Linked DNA regions of Mus musculus: regions 2, 3, 4, 5, 6 and 7 are each linked to region 1. A link is a loop called in an ENCODE intact Hi-C map of the cell type or tissue named here. Cell type or tissue: heart. All regions are shown on one strand.

The links. Hi-C counts contacts between places; a loop is a spot of excess contacts. Peaks named below come from ENCODE experiments on the same cell type or tissue, not always from the same donor. Only the 100,000 strongest peaks of a DNase experiment are listed, where the experiment ranks them.
Region 2: it touches region 1 in a loop (4-fold over the local background); 11 of 42 quality-filtered maps call a loop at or near these places.
Region 3: a loop joins it to region 1, with 4 times the contacts of the local background. A loop is called at or near these places in 14 of 42 quality-filtered maps.
Region 4: a loop joins it to region 1, with 2.4 times the contacts of the local background. A loop is called at or near these places in 9 of 42 quality-filtered maps.
Region 5: a loop joins it to region 1, with 8 times the contacts of the local background. A loop is called at or near these places in 36 of 42 quality-filtered maps.
Region 6: a loop joins it to region 1, with 6 times the contacts of the local background. A loop is called at or near these places in 5 of 42 quality-filtered maps.
Region 7: a loop joins it to region 1, with 7 times the contacts of the local background. A loop is called at or near these places in 30 of 42 quality-filtered maps.

The regions. Positions count from the first base shown.
Region 1 is chr4:136,619,329-136,623,328 of GRCm38, reverse strand. Lactbl1 (lactamase, beta-like 1) reads right to left here and starts at 708. Exons shown (of 8, transcript NM_001243262.1): 1 at 588-708; 2 at 1-44. In heart, a CTCF peak has its summit at 1,807 (motif pointing right); no DNase peak of the experiment used is centred here; H3K27ac peaks cover 372 bases; H3K27me3 peaks cover 1,003 bases.
Region 2 is chr4:136,258,586-136,262,585 of GRCm38, reverse strand. All of the region lies in intron 5 of Tcea3 (transcription elongation factor A (SII), 3), which reads right to left. Among named protein-coding and RNA genes, the nearest start is that of Tcea3, 13 kb to the right of the region's middle. In heart, a CTCF peak has its summit at 1,996 (motif pointing left); DNase peaks (open chromatin) are centred at 495 and 1,805; H3K27ac peaks cover 1,116 bases.
Region 3 is chr4:136,525,014-136,529,013 of GRCm38, reverse strand. The region is part of intron 2 of Luzp1 (leucine zipper protein 1); the gene reads right to left. Among named protein-coding and RNA genes, the nearest start is that of Luzp1, 57 kb to the right of the region's middle. In heart, a CTCF peak has its summit at 2,409 (motif pointing left); no DNase peak of the experiment used is centred here.
Region 4 is chr4:136,237,881-136,241,880 of GRCm38, reverse strand. It overlaps Asap3 (ArfGAP with SH3 domain, ankyrin repeat and PH domain 3), which reads right to left. Exons shown (of 25, transcript NM_001008232.2): 13 at 3,657-3,705; 14 at 3,362-3,549; 15 at 3,149-3,282; 16 at 2,895-2,989; 17 at 2,523-2,700; 18 at 1,678-1,763; 19 at 1,415-1,530; 20 at 808-875; 21 at 616-726; 22 at 313-508. Among named protein-coding and RNA genes, the nearest start is that of Tcea3, 8.1 kb to the left of the region's middle. In heart, a CTCF peak has its summit at 2,062; DNase peaks (open chromatin) are centred at 2,060 and 2,570; H3K4me3 peaks cover 881 bases; H3K27me3 peaks cover 4,000 bases.
Region 5 is chr4:136,452,991-136,456,990 of GRCm38, reverse strand. No RefSeq gene overlaps it. Among named protein-coding and RNA genes, the nearest start is that of Luzp1, 15 kb to the left of the region's middle. In heart, a CTCF peak has its summit at 2,068 (motif pointing left); a DNase peak (open chromatin) is centred at 1,860; H3K4me3 peaks cover 856 bases.
Region 6 is chr4:136,429,580-136,433,579 of GRCm38, reverse strand. All of the region lies in intron 1 of Htr1d (5-hydroxytryptamine (serotonin) receptor 1D), which reads right to left. Among named protein-coding and RNA genes, the nearest start is that of Htr1d, 7.0 kb to the right of the region's middle. In heart, a CTCF peak has its summit at 2,087 (motif pointing left); a DNase peak (open chromatin) is centred at 2,459.
Region 7 is chr4:136,368,333-136,372,332 of GRCm38, reverse strand. No RefSeq gene overlaps it. Among named protein-coding and RNA genes, the nearest start is that of Gm31295, 17 kb to the left of the region's middle. In heart, a CTCF peak has its summit at 2,421 (motif pointing left); no DNase peak of the experiment used is centred here.

The DNA of each region.
Region 1 (4,000 bases):
AGATTCCAGCTCCTTGAGGATTCTGGCCTGCAGCGCAGGAAACCCTGTGGACAGGAAACTAAGAGAAGCAAAGGCAAGAAGAAGTGGGAGCAGTGGGGAGACAGGGCCCGGAGAGATGGCTCAGAGCTTAAGAGCACTGCTGCTATTTCAGAGGATCTGGGTTCAATTCCCTGCATCTACATGGTAGCTCACAACCATCTATAACCACAGTTTCTGGGGTTCTGACACTCTCCAGGGATGCCAGACCTACCCATGATACAAGCATAAATGGGGAAACATACATACACATAAAATTAATAATAAAGACATGTCCTGGGAGAAGAAGGGACAGAAAATAGCTAGAAAGGGGGTAAAATGAGGATGGTGGGGAAGGAGGACCCCACTTCCCAAGCTCAGAAGCCTGGCTGATTCGCAGTGCCTGATTGTCCAGGACTATCCTGCTTCTTGCACTAGAAGACCCAGAACCCCTTCTATCTCAGGCAAACCTGAAGGAGGGCACCAAACCTACCCCAAATCTACCAGCCTCTAATTCCAGCTCCTTCCCCCACAACCATCTGCCAGGCCCCAGACTCTCACATTTTACCTACTTCCAGAAGGATCTAATGGAATCCACAATTCAGCTCTTTCAACCGGGATCCCTGTGTTTCAAGGGTCTTCCTGAACGCTCAGCATGAGCTTTGCCCAAACTGCCAGCAGCCGTGACAGATGTGGCCCTCATTTCTCCAGCTCTAATCCCTCGCTGTCCTCTGCCTAGAGGATTAGCTTCCCAGGAGCCCTGGCAGCAGGGAAGCTGGGCAGATGTATCAGAGTGCCGGACATCTATGCCATGTGACCACAGAAGCTATAGTCCGGGGGCATGAAGAAACTCAGGAAAAGAGGTGACAAAAGACAGCTACCAGGATCTGACCCTCAGGCCCTTAGAACCCTTTTCCAAGCTCAAACCAGTTCACCAGTCACCTCTGAGAACACAGGTGTGAGCCTTTCTATTAAGTGCCCAGGAGAGCCACTGTTACCTGGAAGTGAGACTCTCTCGGTTTCTTTGTAAATGAGGACAATAATGACTACAGCTAATTAAGTAGGAGAGTGCTTCTAAGGCAGAAGCCCGTGACCTGCCCCTAGGAGGGGCTGGCTCTGCCAAGGCTGGCACTCATGACTTGGCTCTGGTATCAAACTCCCAATCTGGTCCAAAGGCTGACTTTAGATTTTTTTTCTAAGTCTAAGAAAATCTAAGACTGACTTAGATTTTCGGGAATGTCAGAGGACAACTCGCAAGAAGTGGTTTTCTCTTTCCACTGTGTGGGTCCCAGGGATTGAATTCAGGTCATCAGGCGTGGTGGCAAGCACCTCTACCTACTGAGCCATCTTACAGGCTGTCTGTGTCTTTGATCTGCACAGGAACTGCAGGAAGAAGAATCTAGCTTGTCACACTTTCCATCCATCCAAAGGAGCTGATATTCAAAGTTCCCAGGAAGAGCAAGGGCTAAGATTGGAACACAGGACACAGGTCCCCCTCCCCTGGTCCCCAAAGCCTTCCTTATATCTCCATCTGACTGACTATGAGGTCGTCGGGGGGTGGGGGGGTGGCATGTCAAAGCTAGGACTGATGATCTGAGTCAGATAGTTTACTGCAAGGGCCTGCAAGACTTCCCTTAGGGGACCCACCCATGTCTCAATGACTCCACTGTCTTCTGTGGCACTCCTCCTGGATACTCAAGTTGACCCAGCTTCTGGAGGCAGGTGTTTCTCCCTTGTAAATCCGGATTATTTCCAATTCAGCTAGAAGAGAATCCACACCATGTCATATAGCAAATCACCACTAGATGGCAGAAGGTGTACATGGAATGTCCCAGCTTGCTCTTCCTTTAAAGGTATTTTACTGGAGAATTGGTCTTCAGGTTCTATACCTGTGAAACAAGAAAGATCAAACACACACACAGACACAGATACACATTCATATACATACACACACATACTCACATACATACAAAGAAACACACCAGCACACACACATATATACACACATACACACACACACTAGCACATAAACACACACATACACACACTAGCACATAAACACACATACTCACAGCCACACATATATGCACACATATATACACTTGCACACAGTCACACACTCACATATACACTCATACTCACAGAGATACACATAAACATGCACATACACACATGTACCAGCACACACACGTACACATATATACACACACAGCACATACTCACAGACACATATACACACATACACACATACCAGTACATATACATACACATAATAGCACACACATACACACATATACACAATCACACACATACACACACACACACACACACACACGTACATACACATATACACACTCACAGAGTCACACACTCATACACATGCAGAGATACATGTAAGCATACACATATATACACATACACAATGTGCCAGCACCTGTGTGCACACATGCGTGCTCTCTCTCTCTCTCTCTCTCTCTCACACACACACACACACACACACACACACACATACACACACACGTCAGAGAGGAAGGAATTGGCCATCTTCTTTTTTATACAAGATATCTCATATTTCCCTTTAAAATATTGTATTTTAATTATGTGTGCTCTGTGGAGGTCAGGAGATGGAGAGAGGGCGTTGCAGGTAGCTGTTAGTATATCAGCATGGGTGCTGGGAACCAAACTCGTGTTCTCTACAAACGCAGCAACTGTTCTCAACCACTGAGCCATCTTTCCAGCCCCAAGCTGTCTCTTGCTCTTTGGGGAATTCTAAGTGGCTTTGGCCGGTGAGTTTAGGCCTCACCCACTGTAGGGATGTTGGATCAGACTGCAGAGTCCAAACCTCAGCCCTGATCCTTGCTACGTGTGGCTTTGATCAGAGATTCTGTATTTCTCAGACCTCATGTGTACGTGCGTGAATGAAGACTCTACCCTAGTGGTGTGGGAGTGAAGACTGAATAGGAGCGTGATCGCAGGGAGAGCACACGGGCCACTGCATGCCAACAGCGCCCAACAAACACAGTCACTGTAATTACCTCCTTTCCTGGGCCGCTCCTCTCAGGAAGCAGGTAACTCCCTTCTCAGAACTGTCTTTTAGTTTCTGGGTTTATAAAACTTGCCATTTTTGCTTGCTTGTTTGTTTGTTTGGTCGGTTGGTTGGTTTTCTGAGTCAGGGTTTCTCTGTGTAGCCCTGGCTGGCCTGGAACTTGCTCTGTAGACCAGGCTGGCCTTGATCTCAGAGATCTGCCTGCCTCTGCCTCCAGAGTGCTGGGATGAAAGGTGAGGCCACCACAGCCTGGCCTGTCCTTGTTTTGTTTAAAATCTTGACATCTATTTACTTTTTGTCAGGTGCCTGCAGACCTGCGCACTGAGGTCAGAGGACAACCTGTTGGGCTTGATTTCTTCCCTTTACCGTATGGATTCTAGTGATCAAGTTCAGGTCCTGAGGCTTGGTGACAAGTGACCTTACCCACTGAGCCACCTCACAAGCCCAGGGATTTTCTTTTTAAGTGCAACTGAAAACAGGTAATAACAAATTGAACTCTAAGCTGTGCTTACTAAATGCAGGCTTGTAACCCAGCTACTCAGAGGGCCGAGACAGGAGGACCAATAACCACCAAAGATCAAAGGTTATCAAACAAATTCCAGGCCAGCCTGGGCAACTTGGTGAGACTGTCTCAATAAGCACTGGAGATGGAGACAGCCCTGGTGGATAAAGGGCTTGTGGGTGAGCGTGAGCACCTGAGTCTGGCTCTGCAGCCCACAGGCTAGAAGAAGCAAGCAAGCAAACAAACTAAACGCTGGATGTGACAGCGAAGATATGTAACCCCACACTGGGTGGGGGTGGGCTCGGTGTCCTGGGGACTCACTGGCCAGGGAATCTCACTGATCAGAGCTCCAGGGTCAGTAAGAAATGCCATCTTAAAGAGAATGAGATGGAAAATTGTGGGGCATTGGGCTCTGCACAGACAGGCTGGTCTCCAGT
Region 2 (4,000 bases), 360 kb after region 1:
CTCAGGTGTTTCTCAGGAGCCAGCCACCTCATTATAGGAAATAGGAGATAGTCTCTCTTGCTGGCACCTGACTTACCATGGTTAGACAAGGCCCTGTGGCTCCTCCTGTCTTGACCTCTCTGGGACCAGGATTGTAAGCACGTGCCCAGCTTCTCATGAGGGCTCTAGGCTGTACCTGTGTTTGCTGAACCAGCTCTCAATCTGTCTCTTTTTTCTTTTAGGGGACAGGTTGTTTGGTTGTTTTGTTTTCTTTTTGAGACAGGGTTTCTCTGTGTAGCCTCAACGATCCTGGCACTCACTCTGTAGACCAGGCTGGCCTAGAACTCATGTATCTGCCCGCCTCTGCCTCTCTGGTGCTGGGATAAAAGGCATGCGCTGCGCCACCTAAGGAGTTTGTCTGAGAACAAGACTAAGTGAGCAGCTGGCATTCCCCAGAGTTCAACATTGGAGCTTCCTCTTACCAGTTCGTCACGTCTCACCTCAAAGGTCACATCCCCAGGAGACCGCCTCTCCCTGTTTCCCTACTGCATAGCCCTTACCCAAGTCTATAATTAACTTGCTCATGTGTTTATAAACATTGTCTGCTTCCCTCTTCAGATGACATCCACACAGAGACCGTGCGGCTCCTTCACTCCTGTAACAGTACCCATATTTAGCTTGCTAAATAGCCGTTGAATGCATGATAGACACTGATTTTGATCATAAAGAAATCAAGGACCAGGGAGTACAGATAGAGCTCAACTGGAGGGAGTCTCATCCTTTCTGAAAGGCAGTATTCCTATTTCCTGGGTTTATAAGAGAGCTCGGGCTAGAGAGATGGCTCAGTGGTTAAAAGCATTGACTGCTCTTCCAGAGGTCCTGAGTTCAAATCCCAGAAACCACATGGTGGCTCACAACCATCTGTAATAGGATCTGACACACTCTTCTGGTGTGTGTGAAGACAGGGACAGTATATATATAATAAATCTTTAAAAACAAACAAAAAGCAAAAAACACCAAGAGGGCTCACGTTCCCATTCCTCAGCGGAAAGGAGTCCCTGTTATGTGTGGCCCGGCATACATAAGGTTCAGGGAACCCACATAGAGGGAAGAGAAAAGCAACTCCCCAAAGTTTTCCTCTAACCTCCATGTATGTGCCATCATGCACGCACACGCATACGTGCACACGTGCTCTCGTAGTGAGTGTGCTCTCCGACAAATCTAGGCTTCAGAGACAAATTCCAAAGCCTGGTGCACCACTGTGACCTTGGGTCGGTTCTTTAGCCTCTGATGTCTCACATAGGACTAACAGTAGCAATCGTTTTATGGGTCAGTTGGAACAACTAAAAGAACCTAACGAAATCCCAGCAAAAAGCACCAGGTCACTTATCCCCGCACACGAGCAGTACTATCACACATGCCACCTTTGCAGCCTGTGATTGAGAGCAATGCCCGGGCTTTTCATTTCACCATCTGATCCTCACAATGACCTTGGGAAGTCAAAATCATTTCCACCCTACAGATCAATACGGCGAGTCTCAGTGAGCAGAACTGAGCTGTCTAAAGTCATCCATCCAACTTCCAAGCGGTTGAGTCAGATGGAAACGGCTGTCTGTCTTTCCAGTTCTCCTGATACATTTCACTGTGTTGAGAGTTTTCCAGAGTCCTCTGACCCATGCAAGCAGCAGCTGATTGGAGCTCTTTCACCTCTAGACCCTGGCTTTGTGCCTCCCAGCCTGGCTGGGAGCTGGCTGCCTGGCTAGGAGCTGGCTGCCTGGCTGCCTGGATTTTGTAACTGTGTTTTATCCAGTCACACTCATACATACCATCAGGGACTGCCAAACTCCAGAAAAGGCATTGTTAGTGAGGCTCGGGATTAGGTGCATTTTATCTGTGCCTTCCCTCTGCTCCCAGATTTGTCAGCCGCCACCCCAGCCTCAGCCCCAGCCCCAGCCCCAGTGCCAGCTCTTAGAAATCTTTTCTGGTGCCTGCCAGAGGCACATGGGGGCTCTGCTTGCTGTTCTTGGGCGCCACCTCGTGGACAATTCAGTTACTGCAACTTACAGTTGCTGCCAAGCCAAAGCAAAGTTGTTCGTGTGTGGTGTGTGTGGTGTGTGTGTGTGTGTGTGTGTGTGTGTGTGTGTGTGTGTGTGTGTGTGTGTGTGTGTGTGTGTATGTGTGTGTGTGTTTCTGTCTGTGGCTTGGCATGTATCTCTGTATCTGTGTGTCTCTCTGTGTGTCTCTGTATCTGTATGTCTGTCTCTGTGTCTGTGTGCCTGTCTGTGTCTCTATGTTTGTATATGTGTCTGTCTCTGTATGTGTGTGTGTGTGTGTCTGTCTGTCTGTCTGTCTCTGCATGTGTATTCCAGCTATAGTTCTCAGAACACTGCTTCCTCCCGTCACACCTATGTACAGCTTTCCCAGAGTTAACTCCATCTGCCCAGTGAGCGGACCCACCCCCAGCTCACTTTCTCCTTCTTATGTAAAGCAATCCTTGACATTCTTTCTGTGTCCCACCGCATGGTGTAGCCACTCCACCAAATCCAAGCTATGGATCCAAAGGAATTCAAGCTAGTATTTTGGTCTGTGACCTCTGTCCTGACTCAGAGGCCCTGAGTTTCAATCTGGAGGCTGCACCCTGGTGGGACACATTGTGTGTCAGTTGTGTCTTAGAAAACTCTGCACCTGCACATGTGGCCAATATTTACAATTGGAAATTTCATAGGAAGAAACATTAATATCTAGATGCCCTTTAACAACTGGGACAGTGGGAGAGCTGGCTCAGCAATCGAGAGTGCTGACTGCTCTTGCCGCAGAGCTCAGTTGCCTTTCCCAGCATGGCTTACAAAATACCTGTACCTCCAGGTCCACGGATGTAGTACCCTCTTCTGGCCTCTGAGTTCCTGCACATGTATGGTGCATATGAGCTCATGCAGGCAAAGACATATACACTTAAATTAAGCTAAACAACAACAACAAAACACATAATAATGGTGGACTGTGGGTTAGTGAGACGGCAGGGGTGCTTGCCACCAAACCTGACAACCTGAGTTGCATCCCTGGAACCTACACAGTGGAAGGAGAGAACCAACTCTGTTATAAGCTGTCCTTTGGCCTCCCCTGGGTATGGCACACACACACAAATGCATGCTCTCACGTACAAGTAATAAAAACCTGGAAAAATCCTAGAGAATGACGGTCAAGCACGCTGACACATCTGTAGCAAGCCTGCCTGAGTCCAGGAATTTCAGGTCGGCCGGGGCCTCAACAGTGAGGTCCTGGTGGCATACCCCCTTAACCCCAGCTACACAGTGAGCCTCTGCTTCACAAAGAAAGAACAACAAACCCTGACGGATGCATTGGATGGATGCGCCTTTTCATAAGGCAACCACTGGTTAGGGCTGGGCACTGTAACCCCTTCAGGTAGGCAGATTGCCTAGTTAGCCACACTCTGTGCTAGTCTTCAAACTGGTGATCTGATCGCCTCTGCCTCTCAGGTCACCACAGGCAGCTCAGAAAGATCTGAACTCTGTTTCAGTTGAGACATGGTCTCCTGCTATCCAGCCTGGCGTGAACTCTCTACACACTTAACAACGACCTTCAATTTCTGAACTTCCTGCCTGCATCTCCAGAGTTGTCTCAGGATCACAGGCGTTTATCAGCCTGCCCGGTTTACACAATGGTGAGGAATAAACTCCAGGACTGTGCATGCTAAGTAAGCACTCTCATCCCAGCCTTAATTCTTAGCAGGGCACCCCATGTGGTCTCCACCCTGACAGCTCCAGCCACAGAGACCCCATCATCGTTGATACCCTACATTGTCTCACATCCCAGATTCAACCATCCATAAATCTCACTCCAGCCAACACCTCCTAACTGTTCTCCTTTTCTGTTCTGAGCCCTACAATCTGATGCAGGCACCCGGACAAGCCTGATAACTCTAGCGCAGCTGTTCCAAGTTAGTGGCTCCATTTTCTAAAGGATCCACGAGGGGGGGAACTCAACCTTGCATCACCCCCCC
Region 3 (4,000 bases), 94 kb after region 1:
TAGAATCCTAGAGAATTTCTGGGGGACTTCCCAGACAACCTGCTCCTCTGTCATTTCTATAGTTTCAGAAGCTGCTGGCCTGTACTTCCTACATACTCAAGTAATATTTATTCCTTCTCAGGTCTGTGATAGGGGAAAAGACTAGATAAAGTTTCAGAATAAATCTTAAATTATATAGGATTTAAGAAAATGTTTTATGTCTTAGAAGATGCTTTAGGTCAATAAGACAAGTTATGATAGAAAATGATTTAGGTACAAAACTCTAAATTCACCAAGTTAGGATGGACAATAGAATATAACTACAAAATTGGCAAATAGTTATGGACTAGATATAACATGAATCTTACCTGATTAGTCATAATAATTGTTATCACTGTATATAGATTATTATGAGTCTTCTGTCTAATATTTGTTTTTTATTAGACAAAAAAGGTGGAATGTAGACATAATGCACTGTGTAAAGGTTATCCTTGTATTATTCAAACGCTGACTTCTCCGCCCTCGTATTTTATTTCAATCCAGACATGGCATTGTAATACTTGTGTCAAGAATCTCCTCTCTCAAGTCTGTGTAAACAATTCTTACCATTTATTCTCTGCTTTGTCAATAAATGCTGATTACCCAATGGCTGGGCAAAACAGAGAATAGGGCAGGACTTCTGCCAGCCAGGGGAAGGAGGAAGAGATCAGTCAGGTTGAGTAAGGTGGAAAGAATTCTTGAGAGTTTAGCAGAAATATGGAAGTCCCAAGTTGCAAGTATTATTGGGATTTTGACTAGTAGGTAGCCAAACTAGTTGAGGGGTTAGAATAGATAAGATAGACTGCCTAGATATTGAGGTGGAGCCTTGAAATATTTATATTAAATAATTTTGTAGACCCTGTCTCAAAAAACTTTTTTAAAAAGTTAAAGTTAGTATATAAATAAGTTGGGTGATAGTAATTATTAGGACTAGCTCATGATGAAAATCAATATAAATGCCCTGGTTTTTTCAAAAGACTACTAAAGAATCTGACTAGGAAGACCAAACAGGAAGCACTGTGATACTCCAAGCAAAAGCCAGTGTGGCTGATAACAGAGACACTAAGAAGTGGTCAGAACTCTGGCCAGGTGAAGGGAGAACCCCATGCTTTTGTTCCTAGACTGCACATGATGTATAAGACAGGCAAGAAATTAAGGATGCTTCAGACCAAGGTTGCTGGCCTGAATTTGTAGGACAGTGCTGTCCTAAGTCCAATGAAATTAAGTATAGATGGAACAGTAAGAAAAGGAAGATAAGTTTAAAACATTATCTGTGAGGGGTTAATGGTCAATCAAAGACAATAGAGCCCATAAACACACAAGCAGGGTCAGAGCTCAGAAGAGAGGTATTCTTACAATATAAATCTGTGAGTCAACAAAAACAGATGGCTTAGAAAAATATAGAGAAAATAAGACACCAACTGTCTAAACCCCAATGCTCACAGGGATGAAAATATAGCAAAGGGGACAAAGCATCTGTGAGGCAAGTGGAAAATCACAAGAGTGCATAGCACATAGTGTAATGGAAGCTTCCAAAAAGTAAGACTAACACAGGTGGATCTATCAAGACAATTATGCCACAAGTATTGCCAGCACGACACCAGTAGGGCTGAGGAGATGTCTCAGTTGTAAGGCATTTTGTCCAGCATATGTGAAGACTGGTGTTTCATCTCCAGTACCACATGTGCAGGGTCGCAGGGGTTCAGCACTATTTAACAGAATAGTGCTGGAAACAGCAACAGAATCAGGATTTGAAATTAGGGGCAGTCCATCCCATAATCAGCCACCAAACACAGACACTATCGCATATGCCAGCAAGATTGTGCTGAAAAGACCCTGGTAAACAGCTGTCTCTTGTGAGGCTATGCCAGTGCCTGGCTAATACAGAAGTGGATGCTCACAGTGATCTATAGGATGGAACACAGGGCCCCCAATGGAGGAGCTAGAGAAAGTACCCAAAGGAGCTAAGGGGGTCTGCAACCCTATAGGTGGAACAACAATATGAACTAATCAGTACCCCCCAGAGCTCGTGTCTCTAGCTGCATATGTAGCTATGGGAAGAGAGGCCCCTTGGTCTTGCAAACTTTATATGCCCCAGTACAGGGGAACACCAGGGCCAAGAAGTGGGAGTGGGTGGGTAGGGGAGCAGGGCGGGGAGAGGGTATAGGGGACTTTTGGGATAGCATTTGAAATGTAAATGAAGAAAATATCTAATAAAAAATTAAAAAACACAGTCTAACCTATAAGAGAACAGCCAGCATCTTATAGTAAAACTGACTCCCAACAATTCAACTGCAACTGAGGCTTGAAATACCAAATGCCTTCTGGAGCTGTGCACGGGCTCCATCTGGTGGCTGCACTACATGGTCTGAGCCATCAGATGGAGCCCGTGCACAGCTCTTATAGAACAGCAATGCTTGGGAGAAATTGCTACCATCAAACATGGATCATCCATCACTCTGCCCCGTCTATGGTACAGCTCTCTTCTCTCCTCTAAGTTCTTCTAGACTCTTTCCCATCTCTCCATAGCCTACATGCTTCCACATTCTCCAAAACTGAAGGGAACAAGTCGCTTTCCTTTGGCTATTTGTCCACTGGCACAGCAAAAGCCTTAACTATTTTTACACTAGTTGGGGGATTAGGGACTCCACAAATTTCATATGTTCAGTAATAGAAAGGATAAAGAATTATTAAAGGATTTATACTAACTTAACAGTTACCAGAAGACAAATAACACCATGTTTCTACGAGAAGCTTTAAAAGCAATGCATCATTGTCGATATGCTTAAAACCATTAAATTGTACAATGTAGAGGTGAACTCCATGATATACAACATCACAATAATAATTTGTTTGCTTTCATTTTTCGAGACAGGGTCTCTCTGTGTGGTCCTGGCTGTCCTGGAACTCTCTCTGTAGATCAAGCTGGTCTCAAACTAACAGAGATCCACCCACCTCTGCCTCCCAAGTATTGGATTACAAGTGTGTACCACCATACCAGGTTCAATAGTGAAAAAAAAAATTTAAAACCCACACACCTAGGCATGATAGTATTTCTGTAGTTCCAGCTACTCAGAAGTCTAAAGCAAGGGGATTCTTTAAACTAAGGAGCTTAAGACCAGCCTAGGAAACATAGTGAGGACCCCATACAAAACCAAAACAGAACAGAAGGGCCTCGGCCTACCCTCAACTGACATTCTCCAAACATTCCCTTTTACCACTTTACACTGAACTTTTCATGAACAAATATCTTAAGAGGAAATTATAATAGTTAATATTTATTCGTCAACTTGATAACAATTTGGTATCCAACAAATCTCCAGGCAGACCTGTGAGAACTGTCTTGATTATATGATTATATTAACTGAAAGGGGAAGACCCACACTAGAGGTGAATGGAACAATTCCCCGGGATTAGCTCTGTAGATTCAGTGTGACCAGCCTTGACTTCTTCACCATAAGGGAACATTCTAAGTGTAAGCCAGAATAATCCTTTCTCAACTTTTTTTAAGAATCAGAATATTTTATTCTGGAAACAGGAAAAGAACTAATATAGATATGAAACTTTAGCACTTCTCCATCTATAAATTACCACTATTCTGAATTATAAAAAGTTCAGGAACCTGACTACTGTTTTCATGTGGATTAAATTTTTCTTTTTAGATGTTTTTAGTTATGTGTATATCTCTTTGTGAGTGTGCGTGTCTGTGAGGGTACCTAGAAGGCCAGAGGAGGGAACTGGACCTCCTGGAGCTGGAGTTACATGCAGCTATGGTGTCACAGCCCAGCATGGGTACCAAGAAATGAACTCTAGTCCTCTACAAGTGCACTTAGCCATCTTGCCAGTCCCTCCATTTGGATTTTAGTGTTAATTTTCTATCTTCTGTTCAAAATTGAGTGTGGAGACTCAACCAGTATAGCACAGGAATGAAAAAGCTAAACTCAGTTAACAACCAACAAGTACTTAATTGACACTAAAAAGA
Region 4 (4,000 bases), 380 kb after region 1:
AACCTGGGTTGTAATCTCACAACAGAAGCTTAAAAAGTCACTGAACATCTCCATTTCCTGAAGGAAGGGACAGCAACCCTAAGGGAACTTTGATGGCAGGATGGTCTTGCCACCCTTCGCTCTGCTGTTCTCAGGGTCTCAAGGAACCCAAGCTGGCCTTGAACTCCTGACCCTCCAACCACCTGCTGAGAGCTGAGATTACAGGCACGGGCTGCCACCCTTAGCTCTGCCATGCACACACAGCTCAGTGCCCCACATAGCGGTCTCTCAGTGAACGGCTTCATCATGATACTTCTGGGAAGCCAACTGTACCTCCACTGCAATGTCCGGCTCGCCCGAGGACTATGGTCCGAGAAGAGTTTTTGATGGGCAGGGGTGGGGGACTGTCCTCACTTTGGCTCTGAGTGGTGGCTGGTCCCGGGGTGGCAACGGTCTCATAGGTCTTGTTGCTGATGTCCAGCCTCACACTACCCCAGCAGGCCTGCGCTGGGGGCTTCGAGGGGCAGTGCTGCGGAGACAGGGCCACTTTGGTTTCCACAGTCAGCCTTCCTCTTCCCACAGCAGGCCCAATATGGCTCCTGTCTGGTACAATCGAGGGGGAGGGGCTGACCCTACCTTTTCTTCCTCCTCCTCCTCCTCACTGTCAAAGCCGTGTTCCATGGAATGTCCCCAGTGGTAGTCCATATGCAGAGGGAAAGCAAGCGTCCCCGCTTGTGCCTGCTCCAGCTGCCAAGAACAAAGGCTTGCGTGTCAGAGGGCCGGCAGGCTGAGGAAGGGTTAGAGGGCAGCCTCTCCGGTCAGACTCACCAGCTCTTCACATTCCTTGTGCTGTCTGTTTCTGGCTATGTCCAGGGCTGTCTCTCCAGCATCATTTACTGTGAAGGGCAAGTCCAGACCATGGTCAGATCAAGGGGACGCTGCAGCTTAGAGATTAATATGGGCCTTGGAATCAGATTGGCTGAGTATGAAAACTGGTTCTCTGACTTCCTGTATGGTCTTAGGTGGTCTGCTTAGTACCGCTGGGTCTTAACTGTCTCATTTAAATGAATAGGATACATGAAACTCTCTCTCCAGGCTGTGAGGATTGGCTGATTAACAGTATATAGATCACTTATCATGGGACCAGATACATGCTATCTAGTAAGCAGGCAACAGTTACATCACTAGAACCCAGATTCAACTAGAATTTGCTTTGTTCCCTGTACACTAGCAGGCTTACTAGCTCTGTGAAACTCCCATTTTATAGATGAGGAAGCTGAGACCCACTGAATGACAACCCCGGAGTAGGGCAGAAGCAAGCCAGGGGGAGTATGCCTGCATAAGGTGTGCTTGCTGTCAATGCTCTGGTCTGTGAGGGCAGAAGGCCCCATCCGCAGTGGTCAGAAAGGAGTCTGGAGGAGGTGTAGCGACGCACCTGCCCCCACGGGAGCCCTTCCTCTTAGCAGCAGTTTGAGACAGTCTAGCTGGCCGTGGAGCGCCGCGCAGTGCAGGGCGGTGTTTCCATCTGCAGCTTTGGCATCCAAGTGGCCACTAGGAGGAGGGGGTTGCAGGGAGGTTCCAGGAGGGAAACAGGCAGGCAAGGAGTAGGGGTGGGGGATCCCCAGTCCCAGGGAAAGAGAGAGGTGGGGCAAGGAGGGAGTCGGGATCAGCGAGGGTTGATGGCAGGCAGGCTCTCACCCATTCTGGATGAGGAAGTCCACTATCGGCAGGGAAGCATGGCTGGCGACTCTGATGGCCAAGTGCAGGGCGAGCTCTCCTGGTGCCTGGACACACACATGGCTGAGTTTCCCCTGCCACCTGCCCTCTTGATCCCTTGTTGCCCCAACATCTCTGTATATGATGTCATCAGGATGAGATGTCTGGATAGACCCTCACATTAGGGAAGCGTGGGAAGGCCCAAGCAGTCTTTTTATGGCTTCCTTCAGTGGTTCCCAAATCTTAATCTGGCCGGCCCTCCCCTTTTCTCCCACTTCCTCACTGAGGTCTCTCTGGCCTCCTGTTCCCTAGCTTGCTGTGCTGCCCACATCACCCAAGTGCTCAATCAAGTGCTATTCCCCCACTGCCCACTGGGGGGCCTGTGACGGTTTCAGTTGTACAATTCAGAGCCATCACAGTCTCCTTCAGTGCTGGCGACAATGCAGAGCCTCATAGGCAAGCTCCCGACCCTTAATCACCGGGCTACATCCCAGGCCAGTGACAGCCAGCTGTTTTGTTTTTAAAAGATTGCCTTCGTTTGTGTGAGCCTCCATGCGGGTACTGGGAACTGAATGTCAGTCCTCTGAAGAGCAGCCAGTGCTTTCAGCTGCGGAGGCCACTCTCCAGTCTCATAAACATTAAATGTTTGATCAGTCACAGGAATCCTACTGATGAAATCCTTCCTTCCTATCTCATGAACGTATCACCAAAATCTAGTGGCTTTCATGACTCTAATCAAACCTGGCCTTCCCAGCTTCCAAGGCTAACCCATTTTACAGACAAGGAAATAGGACTCCTCAGAAGCCCCCTGGGGGAGGGGCTCTCACCTGCCCATCAGGCCCTGGCAGCAGCTGTCCGAAGTCCTGCCCATTGGCAAAGGCCTCCAGGACGGAGAGGAGGTCCCGGCTGCAGATGGCTGTCCGTAGCTTCTGGGGATCTGGTGTGGAATGGCGTGCGAACTTGTGTTCTACATACTTGGCTACAATGTAGTTCCTGCGGCTGCTCCTAGGGAGACAACAGACAATCACCGGACCTCAGAAAATGTTCTACATAGTAACTTCTGGAACCACTCTCCAGGTGAGTCTGGTGTCCTGCTAACTTCAGAGGGCTCCCTTCTCCCCAGCCTTCTGACACCAGATCCCTCTCAGACCCTGGATACTGGGGAGCTAGCAAACCCCAACTTCTGAAACCATCCGTACATGTCACTCTCAGCAGAGGGTTTAGGGCTGCCGTGGGAGGGCAGGTGGGCCTCCATGACTTCATTGAAGTGGGAGTTTCCGATGTTCAAAGCCAGCTGGAGGCACAGCACAGCAGGAGCGGGAGTCAGCGAGTAAAATCACACGTTAGGACAAGGACATAGCTCCTGGCAAGGTTCACCCTTCAAAGTTTAGTCCCTCCCTACAGTTCCCTAAGCCCCGCCTCCAGGCCCCCTAACATTCTCTCCCGCTCTCACCAGCAGCTCCGAGGGGCCCAGGAGGTCCAAGGTGAGCGATTGAATGCGGGAGAAGCGCACGCCCAGCTCCCGGTGGACACCGGAGCACTGGATGCAGGTGAGCACGCCCAGGTTGGTGCTGAGCCACGTGGGGTCTGCAGAGGGGAGTGGTTGGAGCCTCCATCCCAGAGTCCCGGTCTCCAGGCCTCCCACCAAAGCTTCCCCACCGCTGACCTGCAGCCCCACAGTCGCAGCAACGGTCATTCCCTGGCCTGCTCTTCACCTCAGCGACAAGCATGTTGGTTAGGTCGTGGGGCTCCGTATCCAGTCGGGTGCCCCAAGACCACTGGCCGCCACTGGGCTCCCCGTGAAAGGCATTGCTCAGGGCTTCGTCCTTGCTATTCTGCAGCACTGACACCCATCTGTGCGGATGGAATGGGCGGGTTGGGGACAGGAGACTGGGTGTGGATGAGTTCCCGGGCCCCATGCGCTGCCCATCCCCCACTGCTGGCCCAGAACGGGTACTCACGCCTCACACTCCTGCTCGTCCTCTGCATGGAAGTGGTAAGTGCGGTTGTCTGTCGGGGAGAGAAAAGGACGTCAAGCCCACAGATAGTTCAGGCCTTCCCCAGGACAAACATCTGTGTGCCCCGGAGATCAGGCCCTCCTAAGTGAGCGTTACCATCTTCATATGTCATCTCCAACATAGGACCCCCCCACACACACAAGGCCCTCTGTATGATCCAGGCTCAGTGCACAGCACACACCCCCAGATCAAGCACAGCATGGCTCTCACCTCCAGACTCACCACTCTCTCACTCTCTCATTTCCCTGGTTCCTTCCTTTCTCCCTTCACCTAGCCCTACCAGCTCC
Region 5 (4,000 bases), 170 kb after region 1:
TTGGCCTAATTCCAAGGGCTCTCAGCCTGGGGCTGACCTGATTTGAAACCCACCCTGGTTTGAAGAGGTTCTTCCTGGCCAGAGAGCCAGGGTGCCCTACTGCATAACCACAGACTCTCTGAGGGATGGAGAACCTAAAAACTCCCCTCTTCTTGGGTGTTCTCGGACCCCTCCACACACAAAAAACCAAAAACAAAAAAACATGCTGAACCCTTGTCGTGATTTGAATATGCTTGGCCCAGGGAGTGGCACTGTTTGGAGGTGTGGTCCTGTTAGAGTAGGTGTGTCACTGTGGGTGTGGGCTTTAAGACCCTCATCCTAGCTTCCTGGAAGACAGTCTTCCACTAGCTGCCTTCAGATGAAGATGTAGAACTCTCAGCTCCTCCTGCACCATGCCTGCTTGGATGCTGCCATGTTCCCGTCTTGATGATAATGGACTGAACCTCTGAACCTGCAAGCCAGCCCCAATGAAATGTTGTTCTTTATAAGACTTGCCTTGGTCATGGTGTCTGTTCACAGCAGTAAAACCCTAACTAAGGCAGCCCTACCCACACCACCTTGTCCAAGGCCTCAAAGGTTGGTCTTAGCCATAATCATATTTTACTTTTTATATTTGATTTATTATTGCTGTGCATGTATGTTGGGGTGTGTGTGCATGCCACAGAACATGTGTGACGTTAGAGGACAACTTTGTGGGGTCAGTTAGCTCCATTTCTATGCGAGCTTTAAGGATCTGATCCAGGTCACCAGGTCCCTGCTGAGCCATCTCCATAGCTCTATAACCACATTTTACAGATATAGAAGCTGGGGCTTGGTTACCAAATTGACTTGGCTGTGCTAACACAGCCAATAATTAGCAGAGTTGGCACCTGAAAGAGATGTTTACCACCAGTATGTGTCCTAATGGAATATCTTCCTCTGCCCTCCTAACCCCCAATCTGGCTTCTCTCTTAGCCTCTCTCTCTCTCTCTCTCCCTCTCTCTCTCTCTCTTTCCTTCTCTCTCTCCTTCTCTCTCTGTCTATTGATATCAAGGATCTTCCAGGATATACCAGCTGGAGAACAGATCTTCTTGGCCCAGGGAAGTCCCCTAGCCTGAGAGAACTGTCACCTAACCAAGACAGTTTCACTGGGGTACCCAGGAGCCCATGGGAAGGTCTTGGTGGATGGAAAATTAACCCACGCTGTCATTACCCCATCCAACCTGCAGCTCTTCTGTGCTCAGTCCCTTGGTTAGCCTCTGTCCCTCCAGACTTCTCCACCTCCCTTCCTCTGTCTTCACACAGCTCAAGTGATCCATCTCAGCTCCCATCTTACGACGCCATCTTCCCAAATAATTTTCAAGAGATCCCTGTTCCTCCCAGGATAAAGTTCAAAGCAGATAGATTGTTTGAGTCCCCAAGGTCTGACCGACTTCTCGTCCAATCTTCCCTTTCTTCTAGGCCTCCCTCACTCCTGGCCTCCCTTCCCCCACCCCTAGTATCTCAAACCTTTCTCGAGGTTTCCAGCCTCAAGTCTTTGAACTTAACAGTTCCATGTGTGGTGTGAGAGGAACAGAAGTCCCGATTGAGCTGCAGGGCCTAAGCTGAGCTCTGGAGTTGCCAGATCCATTAGTAACCGCCCCCCCCCCCCGCCCCCCAGGCTTCCAAGAGTGGTGGCAGACACGTCAGCCATCTAGAAGGCTTTCACTAGCGGTGGCCACCAACCACCTAGTGAGAGCACCAAAACCTGGAGCTCTCTGCAAAGCCTGAGAAAGACGGATCTCATCTCGCACCCCATTTGGTGTGCCAGCACAACTCTCTGAGCCAGCTGCCAAGAAGGTTCCCAGAGGCAAAGATTTCCTACCCTGTCTGCTGGAGTCTTATTTCCTAGTGTTTACCATCACCTTCCGCTACTTCCGTGGTCAGGCCGAGTTCGCCTCTGAGAGTGTCTGCAATGCATACCTTAGTGATCTAAGTGCTGTCCCAGAACAGGCAGAGGCTTGCCGCTGCTTCTTGTAGAAAAGTTTTGCCAGAGAAAGGGGGTTTGCCCACCCTTCTTTCTGCATTATTCCCTGATGCTTCTGCGCCATCTGGTGGACAGATGTGGAATGGACCAGGATTTAGGCGGAGGGAAACGCCTTATTCAAACTTGTTTAGGGCAAGATGTTCCTACTGGATTCTGTCCTATGATGGGATCTCAGACTTGTACCAGCCCCTCTCGGGATGAGGTTCCTTTTTTCAGAAAAAAAAAAAAAAGGTAGGAAGGGAATGGGTTCTTCTATCTCTAACACAGCCAAGGCCCATGTCTCTTTGTCGGGGCTGGAGAGATGGCTCAGTGGTTAAGAGTACTGGCTGCTTGCTTGATTCCCGGTACATACGTGGCAGCTCACCACCATCTGTAACTCCAATCCCAGAGGATTTAATTTCTCTTCTGGCTTCCTTGACCACAATATATACAGGCAAAACACCCATATACATTTTGAAAAAAAAACTCTTTAAAAAAACAAAATCAAAGTCCAATATGGTAGCTCGTATCTTTAATTCCAGAACTCAAGAGGCAGAGACAGGCAAATCTCTGAGTTTTAGGCCAGTCTCATCTATATAGCAAGTTCCAAGCCAGCTAGGACTTCATTGTATGGTGGCTTTCAATCTTCCTCATGCTGTGAGACCCCCCCCCAACCATAACACTATTTTCTTTGCTATTTCATAACTATAATTTTGCTACTGTCATGAATCATAATGTAAACATATGATATGCAGGATATTGGATATGTGACCCTTGTGAAAGGATTGTTCAAGCTTCCCAAGAGGCCAAGACCCACAAGTTGAGAGCCTCTGGCGTACTGAGACCCTGTCTGGAACAAACAAACAAAAAATCAAAACAAAAAAAGGGATATGCTTGCATTTGGCCCCAGCTTGTTCTTAGAACTAGATTTGTACCCTTGGCCTGTTCCTTCTCTGCTTTAAGTATACAATTGCCACACTATGGTGATATAACATGGTGACTGTTGCTAGGCAGAAATACTACAGCTGAACCATGGTGGCGCACACCTTTGATCCCAGCACGTGGAAGGCAGAGGCAGGCAGATTTCTGAGTTCGAGGCCAGCCTGATCTGCAGACCAAGATCCAGGACAGCCAGGACTACACAGAGAAACCCAGTCTGAACACCCCTGTCACCCCTCCCCCCCACAAAAGAAATGACATACATTTTTTTAGATTCCTAGTGCCTGGCTAACGCTAGGTCAACATAGGTATGGTTGAGGGTGAGCATCCTGTCCCTGAATCTGTTCAAGGATACTTGGTGGGCACGCCAAAAAGTCAAGTGAATGAGCTGTCCAAGTGGGGTTCAGGGAACCTGGGTGTGGTCATTTATGCCTTTAATCCCAGCACTCAGAACGCAGAAGAGGCACAGAGTTCGAGGCCAACCTGGTCTACACATTGAGTTCCAGGACAGCCAGAGCTATACTAGAGATACTCTGTCTCAAACAAACAAACAAACAAACAAACAAACGAACAAAACCAGAGTGGTTCAGGGATTAGGGTAAACTAGGAAGTAGTGATGTTGTTCATGGGTGACGTCACCTAGATGTGAATGCTCATTTGTCTCTTCCAGTGAGTTACAGGGATACCTTGAGCAGATTTCTTAGGCATTTTAAGCCCCCATCTACCTATCTGCAAAATGGGGATAACGGTTTCCTGTTCCCCAAGTTGCTGGGAGTCAGCAAGATAAATCTATCCAAGATCATGAGTTGCTGCTGTGGCAGGGATGATGTGACTAAAGGTGCCCTAGATAACTGTTAAAATCCCCTTTCTCCAGGTCTGGGATCCCTGTTTCTGTCTTTGAGAGCAAAATTCAGGATTAGCAAAGCAATAAATGCTATCGTAAGACCCTTCAGTCAGAGGACGGCTCAAATCAGGTACTTGCTAGAAACTATAAAGAAGGCACTCTCCCCTCTGGCTGGAAAGTCATCTGAGGGCAACGAGGGGGTGGGGCACAACACAGGCCAGGTGATGAACAGA
Region 6 (4,000 bases), 190 kb after region 1:
CTTCTGGACTAGACTACTGCATGCTTGAGATGTCTTTCCTAGTCTGCAAGCCCTCGGCAGCCCAGGTGCCCTTCCCCTGACAACCCATCCCTATCTCCACACAAATTCCTCCAGGACAGAGGCTAGGTTGTATTCCACCTAAGACTCTGACAAGAGTTGATGCTGAGGGGGCTGTAGAGACGGCTCAGTGGTTAGACCCTTCACTGGTCTTGTTGAGGACGCAGGTTGAATCCCCAGCATCCGTGTTAGGCACCTCATAACTGCTCATAACTGGAGCTCTAGGGCTCTCTCTGATGCCTCTGTACCTGGGGCACCTGCATTCATGTGCACAGACTCACACACAGACACACAATAAAAATTAACCTTTAAATGTCTGTGTCAGACCCCAAGCAGATGGCTTGAAGAACAGGGTCTGGCAGAGGCAGGGGTCCTCTAGGCTTTAGCTTGGCTCTGCCAGTAACTCCGTGTAACTCTTAAGTCTTGTCCTTATTTGATGCTCAGGTTCTCAAGCTTCAAAAAGATAGTCTTGGACTGAATTAGAGACTCGCCCTGAGGGGTTAAACCTAGGGAACTTCTGTAAATTATAAGTGGAGCCAGGCCACGGTGGCGCATGCCTTTAATCCCAGCACTCGGGAGGCAGAGGCAGGCAGATTTCTGAGTTCGAGGCCAGCCTGGTCTATAGAGTGAGTTCCAGGACAGCCAGGACTACAAAGAGAAACCCTGTCTTGAAAAAAACAAAAAAACCAACCAAACAAACAAACAAAAAATCATAAGTGGCTGGACCTGGAAGCACAGGCCTATAGCCCCAGCAACTCAGGAGGCTGAGGCAGGGGGATTGAAAAAGTTCAGGGTGTGCCTGGATGGCAGAGTGATTTTCAGGCCAGCCTGGGCAACTGAGGGTGACACTGCTTCAAAAGATAAAAGAAGAAAAGAAAGCCGGGTGTGGTGGCGCACGCCTTTAATCCCAGCACTCGGGAGACAGAGGCAGGCAGATTTCTGAGTTCGAGGCCAGCCTGTTCTACAAAGTGAGTTCCAGGACAGCCAGGGCTACACGGAGAAACCCTGTCTCGACAAACAAAACAAAACAAAACAAAACAAAACAAAACAAAACAAAACAAAACAAAACAAAACAAAACAAAACAAAACAGAAGAAGAAGAAAAGAAGCAGGGTGCTAGAGATGTAGCTCAGTGGCAGGGCTCTTGCTTTTGGCAATGCTAGGGTTTGAATTCCAGCAGGGTGCGGTGGGACAGGGCGATGCCAAAGCAAAGCCCACAGTTATCTTCTGCGCCTTACCCTCTGGGAGAGAACGCAGACACTGTAATTTCTAAAAATTCCTCAAGTGCTTCTCCTGTGTGTCCTGCCTGGGGTGACACAGAGATATGGCTATCAATGATGGTTGAAGATCGATAAAATGACCCATACAGGAGAGACCTGTTTTCAGGGCCTTTGAACCAGTTAGGGAGTTCAGTTAGGGAGTTCAAGTTTGCTCTTCTCTGGGTTGTTATGAGCCCTCAACAGGCCAGAGGCCACTGTGAACAAGCCAAAGAGAGGCCTAGAAGCAAGAGCCCTTGCCACTGTGCGTGTGGGAAAGTGGGCAGCGAGATCTTAATGTCACTCTACCTGCCCTTGAGGCAGGACCAGTACACCATTTACAGAAGGAGAGACAGAATGAGAAATGAGTCTCTCAAGGCCATGCCTGGCACAGGTGGATTGAGGGCCTGAGTCAGGAACTCTAGAAGAGTCAGTATTGAGGAAACTGAGCACTTGAAATGGAGACATGGAGATGTGACTTAAGCGTAAAAAACACTGATACACACCTGGAATCCCAGCACTTGTGAGGCTAAAGCAGGAAAACAGAGTTCCAGGCTAACCTAGGCAACACAGTGAGAGCCTGTACATAGATAGGCAGACACACACAGACACACACAGATACACACATAGACACACACACAGACACACAGAGACACACAGACACACACATACACACACACAAACTCTTTGCCCTGCTCCCCACCAGGGACAACAAGGGTGGGACAATGCAGCCCCAGAACAAGTAATTGCAAACAAGGTGCTATCGCCCCCTAGGGGTCACTTCGGTATATTTGTCTTCTGAGAACTGCATTTCTGGCCAGGGAATAGGGCAGCCAGGGAGGCCTCGTGGGTGGCCAACATTAAAAAGAGCTTACCAAGCATTGTGTTGAACGTCTCCTATAGACACTCATTATGTCCAATCACAGTCCTTTCTATTGTCTCCCAGGGGAGGAAACTGTAGCTCAGAAGCACATTCAGAGCTAGGATGAAATTTTTGCACTGGGATTTGGTTTTGTCTGGCTCCACGCTACACCACTCATAAAAGGCGTGAAAGCCCGCCCAGGTCTCCTTTCTCTTCCCACAAAGATTTGGTGGGTGCAGGCCTGAAAACATGCAGGACTCCTTAGCCAGGCCTGGAGGCTCACTCATTCCAGCACTTGGGAGGCTGAGCCAGCTTGAAGTCAGCCTGGGCTGTGTAGCAAGACCTTTATCTAAGAAAAATAAGGAGAAAGGGAGAGAAGTGGGGGGGGGGGAGGAAGGGGGGAGGAGCTTTACTCCTGCTGGGTTTCAGCATGCTCTCCTGGCAGAGCCTTCTCCCACCAGGTCCGTAGGTAGGTAGCCGGTTAACATCTTTGTTCAGCACTTGGCACAGCCCAGAGGAAAGAAGGAAGTGGCATGCATCGCTGTCTCACACTTGGCTGTGCCTGGAGAGGGCCTGACAGCCACCCTGGCTTGCTGCAGGTGAGACTGCCGGGACCAGGCTGCATGGCTCACACTGAACAGTGTGTGAAGGGAAGAGGGGGTGGGGGGTGGGGGGTGGGGGTGGGGTGGAGCGGGGTGCACACAGCGCAGTCATGGCAGCTCTGAGATTTGCAAAAAACCTAAGTGTCAGAGTGGGAACGGCTTTTAGAAACCAATGAGTCCAGCTCCCCGGTGCTGCTGCTAAGGAGACTCAGAAAGGGTGAGGCGCTTCACCCAGTCACCCAGTGGATTACAGGTACAGACCAAGTCCCCAGACACCCAGACTCTCACTTGCAGCGTGAACCTGAGATGAAGGGCAGACAGACTCAGGGGAAGTCCAGCCCTGATGGTGACATATGCTTCTGCTGTCTTCATGCTCCCTGCCCCACCCCCAAGACCTCTTCCATCAACAGCAAATCTTATAGCACAGCCAGGCCAGCTGTACAGGCCTTTTGAACCGCACATCTGGATCTCTAGAGAGCATCCAAGCTCATGGATTGAGCCCTCTCTCCTCTTTGGGGCAGAAGAGAATTTGCTTTCTCTAACATGGGTAAACAAGGCAATAACAACAGAGATCTATTTCCTAGAAACACAAACAGGGAATGGTAGTGTTTTTAAAGGATTCAAGTCCACCAGCCACCATCTGCTCACTGGCACGGGCAAGGTAGCCTATGGAATCACCTAGACTGCTTGTTTCCCAGATCTACTTACTACCTCTGTGATCTTGGAGAAGTTGCTTAGCCTCTCTGAGCCTTTCCCCATTCAATAATTCCCAAGGGCGAGAGCGACCCGCATCTGACACTGATCTTGGGAAACTTACAGTGATGTCTAGAGACACAGTTTCTGTGCCTAGGATGTCCTGAGAGGATGACAGCATATGTGTCAGCAGCCACGGAAAGACAACCTGCTGACACCCCAAGACTCTGAGAGTAGCTTTGAAGCACAGGACTGAAGCTTGGAGAACATTTGCCCCTAGTCACCCCCAAATCCCCTTCACTTCCTGCCATTTACCGTTGCAAAGACCACTTGAACCGACTCCTTCCCCTCCCTTATGTGGACTCACTGAAGCCCCACCTCTGTCTCTTTGGAAAGACAGTGGTTCTTTTGCTTCTCTGAGTGTCTCCACAGGTCACTCCCGCTACCCAGAATGCCTCTTTTATTGTTTAAAATCTTTATTGTATGTGTGTGATGAGTGTGTGGTCCATGTATGTACACATGTGTGTGTAC
Region 7 (4,000 bases), 250 kb after region 1:
CCCGGGGAGGGCAGGTGATATTTGGAGGGAGTATAAAAAAGGACAGTGATGGAGTCTGGGCTTGGCTTGCTTATAGAGCTAGCTGTGCCATGCTGGTCGCATCTTCACTGAGCTGAGGGATGCACTGCTGAAAACTTCTGGTATTTCTCTGGGTCCCTTCTGCTGACTCGTGCTAAGGTCTGGCTGTTCCCGCTAGGTCATGGTCATGTCATCTCTGCTACTATCCCAACACTACTGAGTTGGATTGCTGATGTATCCGTGAACTGTTTGCGAGTGGATCGAGCTGCCGCTGCCTGCTAATCTGTGAACTGAACCGCGGATTTCCTGACAGTGCAGATGAGACTTGCTCCAAAGAACCATTTCTAAACAGGTTCACTTCCCCCATATCCTTTCTTTTCCACTACCTCTGGTGGGTGGTGGGCTGGAAGGGAAAATAGACATTGAAAAAAATTAAAGTTACACAGACCCAACAGGATGAGGGTTTAGTCTCACAAGTCTGTCCAATGTCAAATGTCGGTCCCAGGTCTTTCTGGACTGGCCACAAATGCAGTAATTTGCCAGATGGGGGTCACAGGAAAGCAACGTTCTTGCTCTTGCTGATGTATTATACACCAGAACAGCCAAGTGAAATTGATGCCTCCAGCCAGGGCAGGGGGCAGAGCTTAGATGGTTGATACTCTAGGAAAACCGTTCCTTCACACCAAGGGAAGTGCTACACATTTCTAATGTCATTGTCCAAATACATTTAATGATTTATTTATCTTATGTACATTGGTGTTTTGCCTGCATGTATGTCTGTGAGAGTGTGTCGGATCTCCTGGAATTGGAGTTACAGACAGTTGTGAGCTGCAGTGTGGGTGCTGGGAATTGAACCCAGGTCCTCTGGAAGAGTTCTGAACCGATGAGCCATCTCTCCAGCCCACTATCCAAATTTTTATAGAAGTCAACCCTGAGTCTATTAGTGGCCCTCCAGTAAGTTGCCATATTAGCACATAAGCTCAAGTGTGATTGAAAAGGGGATTTCTTTTTTTTTTTTAATATTTCTTTATTATCTGTAAGTACACTGTAGCTGTCTTCAGACACTCCAGAAGAGGGAGTCAGATCTCGTTACGGATGGTTGTGAGCCACCATGTGGTTGCTGGGATTTGAACTCAGGACCTTTGAAAGAGCAGTCGGGTGCTCTTACCCACTGAGCCATCTCTCCAGCCCAGGGGTGTTTCTTAAGAATGTGACAGTATCACCGAGAAAACTGAAAGTCTTTCGGAGCACGGGTCCAAAAGTTTCAGAAAAAAATAATGGAAAGTATTTTTTAAAAGATTTATTTGTTATTTTATGTGTACGAACACTGTAGCTGTTTTCAGACACTCAGAAGAGGGCATTAGATTCCATTACAGATGGTTGTTGTGAGCCACCATGCCATTCCTGGGAATTGAACTCAGAACCTCTGAAAGAGCAGTCAGTGCTCTTAACCGCTGAGCCAAGTCTCCAGCCTCGGAAAGTATTTCTTTTGATTGAATTGGACTTAAATTATTGAATCACATCTTGCTTTTAATGGGAACTAGGAAACTTTTTAAAAATACCCCATTACTAACATTGCTTGGTGTTTGAAGATTATTTTTGTGTCATTTATGTAAAATAAACATTCATAGACCAGAGTAGAATTAAAAAGTGACCTTTAGCCGGGCGGTGGTGGTGCACGCCTTTAATCCCAGCACTTGAGAGGCAGAGGCAGGTGGATCTCTTGAGTTTGAGACCAGCCTGGTCTACAGAGTTCATTTTAGGTTAGCCAGGTCTACACAGAGAAACTCTGTTTCAAAAACAAACAAACAACAAAAACCCTGACTTTTAGCCAAGAAACTCAGCATTTCCAAAATAGATAGAACCCTGTAAATTGGTGTTTTTGTGCTAGGTTATAGTCAGGTCTGGTACATGACAGGCAAAGGATTCTACCACTCAGCCTCTCCAAGAAAGACAGGGGTTTGTTTTTTTCCTCCCTCCTTCCCTCCCTCCCCCTCCTCCCTCTCTCTTTTCTTCCTTTCTTTCTTTTTGAGACAGGGTCTCTTGTAGCCCAGACTGGCATTCAGCTTCCCCAAGTAATTAAGTTCCCCTTGAACTTCTGGTCCTCTTGCCTCTACCTCCCAAATTCTGGAATTACAGGTGTGTATCATCATGAACGATTTAGACAGGCTAGTGATTGAACCCAGGGCCTCATGCATGCTATACAGTTCATAATGTATTGGTGGAATATTTCAGGCTTAATGCTCATTCTGTCAGAGTTCAAAATGGTGAACATCAAGGGAGATGAGACTTCAGAGAAGTCTCTGAAATGTGAAGAGCACTATTTTCTGTGACACGAACAGGTGGTTCTTTGTTCTAGAAGCCTGTAACCCTTGTACGTAGCGCCTCCTTGTGGCTAAAATAGGCAACAGTCTAACTTGTCTTTCCTATCATATTTGTGTCTAGGGAACAGTATAACTTGTCTTTCCTATCATATTTTTGTCTCCTTTTTGGAGAATGTTATCTTTTAGCCTTTTTTATTTTTCCCCAGTGTTTCTAGTTGTCCAACAAATATTTGTAAGAAAAATCTATCATACTATAGAGTTAAGGTCTGGGAATCCAGAATTATGATACTGCTTTATGCCCCACCCCCAACACCATGGATTTGTATGAAGGGTGTGGGGGGAGGGTGTGGGGGTGTGGGTAGGTGGGTGCTAGGACATCTTCCATGCTAGGTAGGCACTCTACAACTAGGTTACATGTCTAGCCCCTAGTATTAGTTTGGAACACAGATTCTGACAGAAACTAACATTAATTATCCAAAAGGCCCAGAGACACACTGCCTTCCAATCAGTAGGCAATAGAGGATGGAAAAGGGCACTTTCCTATCCCATATTGTAGAAAGGTGTTTGTGTGTGTGTTAATTAGCTTAGCACACAGAGTATCCATGATGTATGTGTTCTGCGTTGACTCTCCTTTCTGTCAGCGGCTGAAGTGCAGGATCAATGCCAGCAGACCCAAACTCGCCTCAATATTTCAGGAAACACTGAGCCCCAGAGTCCAGACAATGACAGACTGTGACAGAGATGATACGGAAAGAGTCTCAACCATCACAAGAATCAAACATGTGGCTGGCTGCCTAAGCAGAGGTGCAGCGAGGGGCGGCAGGGGGTGGGGTGGGGGCGAGCTCTGGAATGACTGCTTTCATTTCCACCATAAAATAGCTGGTCCGTGACGAGCTGCTATGAGAAGCTTCTGCCTCCGATCACTGGCTCTCTCCGAGTAGAGGGCAATCTAAAGGCTCGATTCCTGCTCCCTGGCATTCCGTGGCAACAGACAATCTGAGTGCTACTATTCTAGTTCTGAATAATGTCTTCATGAAGCTAATTTAATTTGTTTTTTCTTTTTGTAGTAGTGGGGATCAAATGTAGTCTTCTGCGTGCTAGGCAAACATTGTACTCAGGCCCCTGCCCCACCGTCTCATAGTTAAGATGACTCAGTCAGCTTGGTCATTTAAAGGGAAATCTTCCTGTGCGGAACGATGCCTCTTAGAGGCTAGAGGACTCTCCAGTTTTCACAGCTCTAACGAAAGGTAAAGGGAGGACCAAGGCCTTAAGCCAGTGGTTCTCAACCCGTGGACCGTGACCTCTTTGGGGCAGAATAACCTTTTCATAGAGGTCACCTAAGACCACTGGAAGTCACAGACATTTACACTACAATTCATAACCATAGCAAAATGAGTTATGAAGTAGCCATAGAAATCAGTTTGTGGTTGGGGGTCACAGCATGAGGAACTGTATTCAGGGCAAGGGGAAGGTAGAGAACCACTATCTTAATTGAAGGCCCAGTTCTGGTGTCTGCTTGTAAGCTTATTACGTAGGTGACTCACAGAAATACTGCCCCTTTGAGCCTTGCCCTTTTAAAATTGTGGGGTTTTTTTGTTTTGTTTTTTTGTTTTTGTTTTTTTTTTTAGGGCAGGGTTTTTCTATGTAGCCTTGGCCAT